Regions from separate parts of the Homo sapiens genome. Here region 1 is linked to region 2. The links are chromatin contacts, found by Hi-C or POLR2A ChIA-PET in ENCODE. All regions are on one chromosome and are shown on one strand. The core of a region is the stretch at or near the end of the contact, and the rest is flanking DNA. Distances in the headings are between cores, read along the strand shown.

The links. A loop is a pair of places that touch in the nucleus more often than their neighbours do. ChIA-PET counts read pairs that join two places held with the same protein, here RNA polymerase II (POLR2A). Pooled maps may share reads with other maps.
Region 1: a loop to region 2 is called in a pooled map, with 2.1 times the contacts of the local background. The contact joins two enhancer-like sites. A Hi-C loop is called at or near these places in 1 of 168 maps with a recorded cell type or tissue (posterior vena cava) and 2 of 50 pooled maps. POLR2A ChIA-PET finds 5 or more read pairs at or near these places in 4 of 52 experiments (T-cell, activated CD4-positive, alpha-beta T cell, activated T-cell and 1 more).

Annotation. Positions count from the first base shown.
Region 1 is chr1:235,273,070-235,280,140 of GRCh38, reverse strand. All of the region lies in intron 2 of ARID4B (AT-rich interaction domain 4B), which reads left to right. Among named protein-coding and RNA genes, the nearest start is that of ARID4B, 52 kb to the left of the region's middle. Within about 2 kb of position 4,205, at least 7 of the 41 ENCODE cell types and tissues checked have a DNase peak (open chromatin) inside an H3K27ac peak, as active enhancers do.
Region 2 is chr1:235,202,099-235,208,929 of GRCh38, reverse strand. The region is part of intron 17 of ARID4B (AT-rich interaction domain 4B); the gene reads left to right. Among named protein-coding and RNA genes, the nearest start is that of MIR4753, 15 kb to the right of the region's middle. Within about 2 kb of position 1,534, at least 2 of the 41 ENCODE cell types and tissues checked have a DNase peak (open chromatin) inside an H3K27ac peak, as active enhancers do.

The DNA.
Region 1 (7,071 bases), core at 2,956-5,455, 69 kb before region 2:
GTCAAAGAGCTCATAATAGAATTAAGAGAATGTGTTGGATATTTCCAGCACCAGTGTTAGATTTGGTAATTCACAAGGTGCGCTCACAGGACTCAGTGTATTGTATTAGTCATGTTTACGGCTGCGATTTATTACAAGAGGATAGGAAGCATTATCAGCAAAAGGAAAAGATACATTGGGTAAAGTCTGGAGGAAACCAGGTGCAAATTTCTCCCGGTAGAGTTACACAAGACACACATAATTCCCCTAACCAAGAATTGTGACAACATGAAATGTTACAACCCGGGAAGCTCCTTAAAACTCAGCATCCAGGGTTTTTAGTGGGAGCTGTTCACATAGGTACTGCATGTCTGGCATATATCAAATTCTAGACTCTGATAATGAAAGCTTAAGCCATATTGTTTTAGACACAACCACCCACTCTTACCAGTTGGTGGTAGGAACCCTCCCTAAATCCAGGTTCCTGTGAGTTCTTAGCCAAGGGCCAGCTTTGCAAGCAGCCCTTTCTAAGGAAAGCCATCTCAGGTCTGCTGTTAACTTTTTTCTGCATAGAAGATTAGCTTTTTATTTACTAATTCTTTAGTTGTTTGCGTTGATTATTTTATCTCAATTGCTGATTTCTTTGCTAGAGTCCTCTCAATTTTTAAATAATGTATTATTTTAAATTGGTCTGCCTTTATGGCCGTATTTTATTTTGTGTGTATGTTACATTGTTTTCATTATCACTATCCTGATATCTTTCAGGTCTTTAATGACTTCTGAAATTTCCAAAATGGCTTTCAGATTTTGATTCCTACCAGAATACCTCATACTACGTGGTTCAGGAAACTAAATGGAGATTCTGTTAGTTTCTGAGCATATCTATTACAAATATCTACTTAAGACCTAGAGGAATAACCTCTGGGTCAGTGTTTCTCAGTCTTGCCGGGGGTGGGGGGTGCATCAGAGTGTCCTGGAGGGCTTGTTAAGACACAAAATGCTGTTTCCCTCCCGGAGAGTTTCTAATTCGGAATGTCTGGAGCGGTGCCTGGGAATTTGCATTTCTAACAAATTTCCAGGTGTTGGCTTGGCGCTGTATGCACTTTGCTGTAATCCCAGCACTTTGGGAGGCTGAGGTGGGTGGACCACTTCAGCCTGGGAGGTGGAGGCTGCAGTGAGTTAGGATTTCCAGCCTGGGTGACAGAGTGAGTGAGACCCTGTCTCAAAAAAACAAATTTTCAGATGTTGCTGATGGTGTTGGTCCTGGGAGCATACTTTGGGAACCACTTTTCTAGTTTATAATACAATCCACAAACTTATGTAAACAAGAAAAATGTAATCTGTAAAATTCCCATGTACAGGAATACCAAATACAGTGTGCCAAAAGTGGTAGGACAATTGAAGACTTCATTGTCAACCCTGCTGTGTTGTGCAGCTGCCACTTTTCCCTCAGAATGTGTGTGTTCACAAGGTGTGTTGCTTTTGTAGATCAACATAAGAAATACTTACTAGTAAAGTTTATTTCTTATCTGTTTTTAAGATAAGTAAATTAACAGTTCACTATTTTTTGTGTGTGCTCAGTTAATCTTCCTCATATCACCTGGAATTTATCATCTCCCTTGGGTAATCACAGTCTAGTAGATTCTCTCTTCACCATTTTCTTAGGGAAAATGGATTGGCAAGGGAAATGCTAGACTATTTTAAGGGATTTATTGGCTTTTCTGTCCCACTGGGAATGCTTATAGGAGGGGATGCCATGAAATGTTTTTCATGATCTCAGTGGGGATCAGAAAATTCCAGCAGAACGGAGGCTAGGTGGGCATGGTTAACACATTTAGGTAGGAGGGCATGTTTGATAATGAAATTCTGAAAATGTTTGCATGTGCATTGAGATCCCTAGGTAGATAAGTAACCTAGTAACTTATTTGATTGGTATAGTTTTTTAAAACTCCAGGTCTGATGATAATCTAATATAAACTATTCTATTGAATGCTTTGAAATTGAGTCTGTTTAGTTCTGAGAGGCCATTGAAAGAAGGCAAGACCGAGTATCCTGGAAGGCCTGTTACATACCCCTGTATGTAGCATGGCCCTTTCTACTTGCCTTTGCTAATGATACTTTGTGTGTGTACATTTACTTAAATAGCTGTGCAGTGGGATAGGGGAATAATACTCAGGTTTTAAAATCTGATTTTGGCTCTGACTTAACCATTAATTACTGGTGACTCAAAAGAATACCACTGTGACCTACCAGTAAGAGTAGGTGCATATGGAGAGTCAGGAAATAGCATTTTGATAGAGTTTTGACTTAAATATGTTTCCTTACACTCATCTTGAAATTGTTTCTTATGGTCCTAAGTGAATAGTTGGAATAGATATCCTCAGCAACTAATAGAATCTCCATTTAGTGTGAGGTAGTATGGAAGGAATGGCCAAGAAAAGCCATTTAGTGCCACCATTAAAATCCTGAAAGATGCTGGGCAAGGTCATCAGGAGAAAAATGTAAAACAAAACCAATGAAACACACACACACACACACACACACACACACACACACACACACACACAATATAAGGCATTAAAAATGGTCTCATTTACATTATTATTATTATTTTTTTTTTTTTTTGAGACGGAGTCTCGCTGTCGCCCAGGCTGGAGTGCAGTGGCGGGATCTCGGCTCACTGCAAGCTCCGCCTCCCGGGTTCACGCCATTCTCCTGCCTCAGCCTCCCGAGTAGCTGGGATTACAGGCGTGCGCCACCATGCCAGGCTAATTTTGTATTTTTAGTAGAGACCGGGTTTCACTATGTTGGTCAGGCTGGTCTTGAACTTCTGACCTCAGGTGATCTACCCTTCTCAGCCTCCCATAGTGCTGGGATTACACTGCACCCAGCCTCTAAAATCTTTTTTAAATTTTAGAGAGAGAGTCTCTCTCTGCCACCCAAACTGAAGTGCAGTGGCACGATCATGTCTTGTTGCACCTTTGGCCTCCTGAGCTCAAGTGATCTTCTCACCTCAGCCCCCTGAATGGTTGGGACCATAGGCGTGTGCCACTGAGCCCAGATAATTTTTTTATTTTTTATAGAGCCATGTCTTCCTTTGTTGCTCAGGGTTTTTCTTGGCAAAAGCATATTGCCAGAACATATCTTTTTTTTTTTTTTTTCGGAGATGGTGTTTTGCTCCATCACCTAGGCTTGATTGCAGTGCACAATCTCGACTCACTGCAATCTCCACCTCCCGGGTTCAAGCGATTCTCCTGCCTCAGCCTCCCGAGTAGCTGGGATTACAGGCACCCGCTACCACTCCCAGCTAATTTTTTGTATTTTTAGTAGAGATGAGGTTTCACCATGTTGGCCAGGCTGGTCTCAAACTCCTGACTTCAGGTGATCCCCCCTGCTTCGGCCTCCCAAAGTGCTGGGATTATAGGCATGAGCCACCGCGCCTGGCCAACATCTCTTTTTTAAGAGAAATAACTTGTAATTTCTTTCTTTCCTTTTTTAAAGAGACAGGGTCTTGCTGTGTCTCCCAGACTGGAGTGCAGTGGTGTGATCATAGCTCAATACAGCCTTGAACTTCTGGGCTCAAGCAATCCTACTGCCTCAGCCTCACAAGTAGCTAGGACTACAGATGTGCACCACCATGACAATTAGTATTCTTGCTTTATTTTTTCTTTTTATTTGATAAGAAGTTTATAACTTTGAAAAATATGAGTAGAAATGTAAGAGTCTGTTGAAGATGTAAACTATTGTTTTTTAAAAAGTGTAAATATATTTTTAATAAGATTGTAGGGCCAGACGCATCTGGTAAGGGCTTAAAAGCTGATTTTTAAAAATTGATAGCCAGAGGTTATATCTTACTAATGTTTGCTAATGCTACTAATTAGCGTTAGTTTGCTAATGCTACTAATGTTATAATAATGATCTGATGACCTCAAATAGCTTTTCAAAAAAAAAATCTTTTTTTTTTTTTTTTTGCTTCGTATGTTCACATTTCATTATTTCTTACTGGTCAAGATTTTTTTTCTTTTTTTGAAAGTCTCTGTCTGTCACCTAGGCTGGAGTGCAATGGTGTGATCACAGCTTGCTGCAGCCTCTACTCCCCAGGCTCAAGTGATCCTTCTGCCTCAGCCCCCTCACTAGCTAGGAGCCACAGGTGTGTGCTACCACGCCTGGCTAAGTTTTTGATATTTTGTAGAGATGAGGTTTTGCCGTGTTGTCCCGGCTGGTCTTGAACTCCTGGGCTCAAGCAGTCCTCCCACCTTGGCCTTCCAGCGTGTTGGGATTACAGGCGTGAGCCACTGTGCCCAGCCCAGGATTTTTGTATATTTTGACAGTTTAGCTTAAAAATGTAAACTGGAATTGGTTTAATATTTGTCTAGATGTGATCTAAGTTCTGAATATCCCAGGGCATTGTGGGTGCTCAATTAATGTTTGTGGAATTGTAACTGTATTTGATATTATTTCTATTTTGATAATAGGCATCTGATGGGTTTAATTAAAGCTATTTTGGTTATGGGTAATAGAACCCATTTCAGGTGATGAAAAGCAGAAAAGAGAATCTATTATAAGGGTACAGAGCATCTCATGGTACCCAAAGAGGGGAACTCCAGTTTGGCTTGAGGAGGCAGTTGGAAAGCTAGCAGGAACTAAGGCTAGCTATTCTCTCAGTCACTCAGAGAACCCACAGTTTCTTATGTGCACTTTTTCCCCCTCTGCATCTGTTTTATTTCTTACTTCCTCTCAGCAGACTGGTTTTCTCTACTTCTCCCTGTGCATGCCAGAAAATGGCTACCATAGGCTGCATCACATCCTTTCTCTACCGGCTAATTGGTTAACCTAGCTTTAACTTCATAGCAGAGTAAAACCGATCGGCCCAGTTTGGATCAGGTGGCTAGCAGTCTAATGAATTACTTGTTGGCAAAGCATATTGCCAGAACATATCTCTTTGTTAAGAGAAATAACTTGTAATTGATACTTGTCATGTTAGTGACTTAGTCTTTGTAAAGCTGTGTGGGCTTCTTTGTCGTAAAAATTTGGTCATCTGTAAGATAGTTTGTCCTTATTTTACTTATTAAAATATGATTTGTTGGGTCCCTCATATGTGCATAGTCATTGAATAGGCAGAGCGGTCTGCGCGCGTGCACACACACACACACACACACACACACACAAAATTAGGCCTAGTGTTGGATTTTCCTACTCTTACCATTGTGCCTGTTTTTAGTATGCATTTGATTTAGCACATGATAATCATAATTCAAAGATAAGTCTGCAGCAGACTTAACATTTATATATAGAGTGTTTTTAAGGCAGAAGGTATTATTTACCCTCTTTTTAGAAGTGGAGAAACTGAGAATCAGGGAGTAAAAATCAGTCAACTAATAGGTTGCAGATCGTAGCCATAGCTGAGTTGAGATATTCTTTACACAAATTATGGCCTTATTCTTCTATATCCTTTTACCTCTATGTGAGTGTATATCAAACTGGACTTCTCCGAAATTCTCTTTGGCCTAGTTTGCAAGTTCTCTGTGTAGAATAAAAAATTACATTTTTAATTGATTATTTTTATCAAGTAATACATGCAAATGACACTAAATTCAAAAGGTATATACTTTATTATTGTTTTATCTTGAGTTTCTTCCATTTCATTTCATACAGAGAGCTAAAAAGATTTAATATAAACATTTTCTGGGTCATTTGTACATCTGGATAGCAGAGAACTATTAGGTTGGTGCAAAAGTAATTGTGGTTTTGCAATTACTTTTATTTTTATTTATTTATTTATTATTTTTGAGTCGGAGTCTCACTGTCACCCAGGCTGGAGTGCAGTGGTGTAATCTCAGCTCACTGCAACCTCCACCTCCCGGGCTCAAGTGATTCTCTCTGCCTCAACCTCCCAAGTAGCCTCCCAAGCCACCACCACGCCCAGCTAATTTTTTTTTTTTGTATTTTAGTAGCTTTTTTGTATTTCACCATGTTGCCCAGAGTGGTCTTGAACTCTTGAGCTCAGGTGATCCACCTGCCTTGGCCTCCCAAAGTGCTGGGATTACAGGTGTGAGCCACTGTGCCTGGCATGCAATTACTTTTAATGGCAAAGACCACAATTAGTTTTGCACCAAACTAGTATAATTTCAGTTTCTGCAATTACTTTTTATGTTTTACAACCAGCGTTCATAGTGAGTAGTATTACTTCGCTTGTTGCAGGTTTGATTATAAAACAACGGAGATGGAGTTCACAGTAAGTGATATGTTCCTACATCATGAGGCAACATTGATCTCTCCAGCAAAGGTTTTGTACTAGTTTACATAGGGAAAAGTGGTGGGAGAATTGATTCGTTACACTGTGCTCAATATTAAAAGCATGCTAGTCCAAAGTAGTCTGTGCCATATTTGTGTTTTGAGTGTGTAGTTGTAGCAGAATATCATCCATCATATTGAATTAATGTTCTTACTTGAATTTCATTGATTTTGTTGGTTTGTGGAATTTAGTTTGCAGATTTGGTTTTATACTTGTACAGTTCCGTAAGAATAAATAATTCTTAGCTACTATATGACTACATTTTATCAGGTACAAGTATACATTTTCTACATTTTAACATCTCTGAAATCAGGATGCATTTAGCAGTCAATTGATGGTATATCGTAGTTTAATTGGCAGCTTTTTTCTTTTTTAGTGGTAGGTGTGGTTTACAATTAGTGACTTAAATTAGATGAAATATGGTAACTTTATGTTTGTATGAATTTCAGTAACATAAAAATAAACCATCATCTCTGTAAAGGAGAGATAATTTACTTTTTTTAAGTTTAAGAACAGCTGTGTAGGCTGAGTGCGGTGGCTCATGCTTGTAGTCCTAGCACTTTGGGAGGCCAAGGCTGGCGGATCATCTGAGGTCAGGAGTTCGAGACCAGCCTGGCCAACATGGTGAAAACTCGTCTCTATAAAAATACACACACATGAAATTAGCTGGGTGGGGTGGTGCACGCCTGTAGTCCCAGCTACTTGGAAGGCTGAGGCAGGAGAATCACTTGAACCTGGGAGGCAGAGGTTGCAGTGAGCCAAGATTGCGCCACTGCACTCTAGCCTGTAAATATAAC
Region 2 (6,831 bases), core at 285-2,784:
TCACCAAGCACTAGGCATGTTTGGAGTATGCTCATAAATTATTTTTTAAACTCTTCTAAAAATAACAATTTAGAAAAATACATAAAAGTAGAAAGATAAAATTATTGCTGGCCGGCCGGGCACGGTGGCTCACGCCTGTAATCCCAGCACTTTGGGAGGCCGAGGTGGGCGGATCACCTGAGGTTGGGAGTTCGAGACCAGTTCGAGACCAGCCTGACCAACATGAAGAAACCCCATCTCTACTAAAAAAAAACACAAAATTAGCCAGGCATGGAGGCACATGCCTATAATCCCAGCTACTAGGTAGGGTGAGGCAGGAGAATCGCTCGAACCTGGGAGACGGAGGTTGCGGTGAGCCGAGATTGCGCCATTGCACTCCAGCCTGGGCAACAAGAGCGAAACTCCATCTCAAAAAAATAGAAAAAAAATAATAATAAAATTACTAATATTATAGTGTGTTCTCTTTTAGTCTTTTAAAATGTCTCCCTACATTTAAAAAAAATTTAGTTCTGCTTAAGTAGTTTTTAATAGTAGGCTCTCTATTTAACTTTTCTTAGTGATGTTAATATTTTATAGAGAATCTTAGCATAATTATCTAATTGATCCCTTTCACTCTCAAGTTTCTAAGTCGTGTCGTAAATATGGGATTGATTTTTGAAAGTAAGGGTACACATTGAAATTAACATGCCGTAAACTAGTTGAGTGTGTTGGATTTCTTTGTTTAGTAACAACTGAGTGAAACTATCTAGACTAATTGGCATGGAATTTAAAATACATCAATATTTTGTAATAGTGTATCAATACTGATTGAATTTTCTCGCTCATTTCCAACTTGGCTTTCTGTAATCAAAGAGTTGCAAATTTAGTTAGAGAATAATTTTTTGTATGTTGAAGATCACCAGCTGCATTAATGGGAACCCAAAAGTAAAAGAGACACTGTAAAACTTCAGTTGTAAAACTCTTAAATAAGCCACAACAGTTCTAGTGCATGTTAACAGTTACAGAGAACTGAAAATAAGCTAAATTATGCTAAATATATTATTTGAAATTAAAAATGTGTTACATTTAAAAAATATTTTCGCCAAACAAATTAAATCCTCTTAGGAGGGAATGAGTTAGGGGATGAAAAAACCTGGTAAAAGGCTTTCACAAATGAGTAGGCTCAATCCTATTTTTTGCCATCATTCAGTTGCTTTTTATCACACTTTATTCCTTTATTTTCCAAACATAAGTTGAATACCCACTATGTGCCAAATACTGTGCTTGTCACCAAAGATACCAAGAAGTGGTCCTTATTAAGGAATTCATAATAATAATAAATTCTTTATTAAGGTATTGATCCTACCACCCCTTACCTCTTCACCCCAGTTAATGCACTCAGTCTTCCCTTGATATTGCTTACATTCCCTGGCATTATTATTATAATCACTTCTTTTGACTCAAGCTGTTCTTTTTCTCTCCTTTTGCTTTATAGTACTCATCTGACAAAACCACAAGAACCTTGATTAAATCTAACCCTCCAGCTCCTTGCCTGCACCTGTGCAGCCGATCGTGGTTGGAGTAAAGCAAGCAACCACAATGACTGTTCTTATTTTAAATTCATTACTGTGAACCTCAAGTGGGTCCTTAATTCTCTATGTCCTTCTTCCATTCACTTTCCTACTTTCTTAGAAGACTATTTCATACTGCTGCTTATGTCTTCACATCCCCAACATCTCTTCCCTATCCTCATTTTCAGCTGGTGACCTTGCTTTGTACCTACTGAGAGATAGAAACAAGAAAAACATTTCTACACACTTCATAAGATCTGCCTACCTAACTGCGTTTGCTGCCACATTCTCTGTGTTTTCATCTTTAGCCATAGATATACAGTCATGCTACTGTCTGAAGCCAGTCTTCATAAGCATCCCTTCTTGACTGATCAAAGACATGGCCCATTTTCTTGCTCTGTTCTGAGTCATTCCCACTACTTACAGATCTGTGGTTATTTGTCACATCTCAAGGAAAATCTTTTCTGGAGCCTGACTTCTACTGTGACATTTCTTCGCTCCATTTTCATTCAGCAGAACTGTTTGAAAGTTACCTACACTTGTTACTCAGTTTCTCTCCTTTTTCTGTGTAAATCCACTCTCATCAGCCTTTTGTTCACTGTGTCTCCACAACTGTGCTTACCAGGAACACTAGTGACCCTTTGTAGATAAATTCCTCCTGCTTTTCTTGCCCTCTTACGTACCTTATCAGTGGCTTTACAGTCAGTTGATCACTCCTTCCGTGATATGCTTTGCTTGGGCTCCAGCTGCTCCAGCTACAACCATTTTTCTTGTTTATTTTCCTTTTCTTCCTTTCTCAAAATTAAGAAACCACTCCTCAATTATCTTTTCTGTCTTCCTCATCTTTATGTGTTTTCTCCCTTCTAATTTTTCCCCTATTTCTTTCTGATATCCATTTAACATTTTTTTGGTTTCTGTTCCTATTTTTCCAATCCTAACTTGAGTCACAATTCTGATATTGAATTTTTCTAAATTATTTTTCCGAGCCAAAGGAATTTGATCTGGAATATAACTTTCACCTAGGACTCTGGGTAAATTCTTTCCCTTCAACTCTCCTCCCCCTCCTTTTCTTTTTTTCTTCATCGTTCAAGCTTTCTACATTAGGACTACGTTATGTATTATTACAAAAGTGAACTTAATTTTAAAATATGAAAAAAATTTCTGTTTCATATCTATTCTCCTAATATCCCTTACCACATCTAGAAAAGTATTCATTTGGCATATGATAAGTACTAAATGAATGTTGAACTAAATTGGACCTCCTGACAACAAAATGGAAGTAGAGCAGAAGGTAAAATCCAAATAAAAGCCACTGGTTTTTTAAAGTGATACCTATAATAGGGGATTGGGACAGATATGGCTTGACCCTCTCACTGGAGCTGCTTCTCACCTCATTTATATATAACTCTGTGTTTCACATTCTAAGGAACTGTCAAACTTTTCCACAGAGACGACACCGTTTTACATTCTCACCAGCAATGTGTTAGGGTTCCAGGTTCTCTGCAGCCTTGTCAACACTTGTTATTCTCTGTTTATCTCATTGTGCTTTTTTGATTTGCATTTTCCTAATGCAACATTTTTTCATGTACTTGAAATGTAGAGTTGAACATTTTTTCATGTACTTATTAGCCATTTGTATATCTTCTTTAGAGGAACGTCCCTTCAAGTTTTTGCCATTTTTGAATTGGTCAGTTGTTTTGTTGTTGTTGAATTATAGTTCTTCATATATTCTAGATGTTATTCCCTTATCAGATACATGATTGCAAATGTTTCTTTTGTTGCCTCTGCTTTTGATGTTATTTCCAAAGAAACATTGCCAAATCCAGTGTTCTGAAAATTTTCCTTTATGTTTTCTTCTAAGAACTTTATAGTTTTAGCTGTAATGTTTACATTGTTGTTCTAATCTGAGTTCATATTTGTATATGATATATGTGACCTCTTTGGGTTACATAAAGAGCTCATCTCTTAGCAAACAAAATGGAGTCGAGACTGAGAGACTGGAATGAATTTGATTGGAAATATTAATTTTCTGTTACTTTTTAGCTATTCTTAGTCTCCTTTTGTCCTTAAAAAATTTTTAAGTCACTTTTCAGCTTAATTTCTTTGTTCTTTCCTGCTCTAAAATGTTTTGTGTCCTTCATTTTTTTTCTTTCTTATTTCCATGTAATCTGATCCCTGCTGTACTTGAGTTGTGTATGCCATTGGATTTAGGAATATTGAAATAGAGTACAAAGTTGTTCTACTCATTTTCTTTGAAATAATTGTCCTGGTAATGATAGAAAGCAAGGTACCCTGGGAAGTTGTCTGCGTTGTTTCTATAGTACAGAAGTCAGAGGCCTATAAAATGACCATTTGACAGTGGTTTCCATTATCTGTAAGTTTGTATTAAAAGAGAGTGGCTTTTGAGTTAACCATAGATTTTGAGTACAAATGAACATAAACATTTCCTTCATGAAAAAAAGATGATAATTCAGTTATGTGTTGTACTCAAATGGGCTTTAATTTTTCTTTGTGTATTCATCTTAGAATGTTTACTAAACTTGGACCTGTTTCATTCAGTAGTTTCGTAGATTGGCAGGTACATTGATATTTTTGTCTAAGTACGCACAAATAACTAATTCCATACATTTATCAAATATTAACAAAGTACACTTTTGGGGAATTTAAAAAACTTAGCATCTGCATTACAATATGCAATTAATGGCACAGTTAACCATTTGCAGTTGTCTTTGTACGCTTTGGTAAAATGCTGTATTAGTGTTCTTATTATTACATATTACCTCTGCCTAAAGACCTATACTTCCGTTTCATTTTATAGCGTTACATTGCTTAGGAAAACCTATTGATATAATTACTATACCATTCCGTTGAGCTGTTTATGTCAACTCTTAAATATGACTATGCTATAATATTTATGGTTCTGTCATTCTGCTGTTATATTCTTAAGTGTGAGGAATACCATCGCTGTCTCTCTGATGTAGATTTAAGTGTTATATGAAGTAGAAATATGAAATGTTTATATCATACTTAGGAATTTCATTTTATTTTATTTTATTTTGAAGCGGAGTTTCGCTCCGTCACCCAGGCTAGAGTGCAGTGGCATGATCTTGGCTCACTGCAACCTCCGCCTTCTGGGTTCAAGCAATTCTCCTGCCTCAGCCTCCCGAGTAGCTGGGACTACAGGCGTGTGCCACCATGCCCGGCTAATTTTTGTATTTTTAGGAGAGATGAGGTTTCACCATGCTGGCCAGGCTGGTCTTGAAATCCTGACGTCATGATCCGCCTGCCTTGGCCTCCCAAAATGTTAGTCTTACAGATGTGAGCCACTGCACCCGGCAGGAATTTTATTTTTGAATAATATACTACTTTTTTGTTTCATTTTATTGTAGATACATGATTAAAAGTATTAATTGTGATCAGTTGTTATTTTCATATATCTTGTTTTAGATAGTCAGATTAAAATACATATAAATTGAGATTATATAAAATTCATAAAGTAGGTAAATATTGATAAAATTGCTTATGAAGTTTATAATTAATAATGATTAACACTGCTTTTTATCTTGACTTGGTGTTTTTTTCTATTATTTTGTCATACTTTTATTTATTTAATTCAGGTGGGGAAATCCCTTTCCATACTAAGACAGTACAAATTTCCACTTTAGATGTGAGGTTCTTAAAAACTAAGTAAGTTAATTATATGACATACATTAACTTTTTTGATTATAGAGAGGCAAGATATAAAATACATATTGTGCAACAATTATTAAATGAATCTATTCATTATAGAAAGCAAAATATAGATGATTTTAACATTTACTTAATGGTTGGTTATTAGATTTTTATCTTATCTATACATATTTCAAAGAGTGAGGTTTCAAGTTTATATTAATTTGATTTTACTTACGAAGTTATTTTTAAAATACCTTTATTCTGCATGCTGTTTATTTTTAAATCTCTTAAGACTGTGCTTTTTAGGTATATATTAACTATATGCTGATAATATTTCTTTTAAAATTGGGTTTAAGAAGAACCAAAAGCTGAATTGATGTGGGCATATTAACCATTTTGGTAGTATATCTGGTCGACTAATGTTCTTTTCCATTTTTATTATTACAAAATGATTTCTTACATAATTTGCCAATGCATCTGTACAAAAGCCATAAAGTTTTCTTTTTAGAAATCCAATTTTTCTGTGGTGAGAGCAAGTATGCTGTGGTCTCTGAATGGTATCTTTTAGCCTTGTATGAATATTTTTAAACATTTGAAAAATCAAATATTTGTGTGGTGGCTTCTTTCAGAAAGTTTCACGTTTGTATTCACAATTTGTCATTACTGTTTAGTATTGTCTTCTTTTGTTGAATTGTAAGCTCCTCGCAGGCAAGGGCTGTGTTTGTTGATTCATTGCTGAGTACCCAGTGCCTAGCAGACTCTGTTATTACATAATAGATACCTTAGAGGTGTTTGTCAAATGAATACGTCCACATGTGTACTTATGGTCTTGGAGTCTCATATAATTTTTCATTCTACGGCCAGGTGTGGTGGCTCACGCCTGTAATCCCAGCACTTCAGGAGGCTGAGGCAGGCAAATCACCTAAGGTCAGGAGTTCAAGACAAGTCTGGCCAACATGGCAAAACCCAGTCTCTACTAAAAATACAAAAATTAGCTGGACGTGGTGGCACACACCTGTAATCCCAGCTACTCAGGGGGCTGAGGCAGGAGAATCACTTGAACCTGAGAGGCGGAGGTTGCAGTGAGCTGAGATCGCACCATTGCACTCCAGCCAGGGCAACAGAGCAAGACTCCGTCTCAAAAAAAAAAAAATTTTTTTTTCATTGTACTTCATTTTATGTAGGTCAGGGAACATACTAGATCTTCAGAAGTTAAATGAGTTTATCATGCATATGTTATTTTATGTTTTGTTAGTTGAATGTTAAGTGATCTCAATAGAAATATTATCAGACAAGTCATATATATACCTTGGAAATATTTTCCTTAGTACTTTAGATAAATATTCAATAAGATACTTGTTTAGATTCCATCTGTAGAATTAATTACATTGACTGTATTGATAACTGAATTGAAAAAGTATAGGCTAATCACTGTCTTAATTTTCTAACTCAATATTTGTTTTTAATATTTGTTTCAATACTTTTTGTTTATTTCAGTATTTCTTTTTAAATGGAAGCATTTAGTAATGCTGTTTCCCTTGTGCCCTGCAAAATTAATTTATTTCCTGTTATTATGAAAAGGCCAATTATGATTTGTAATCATAATTCC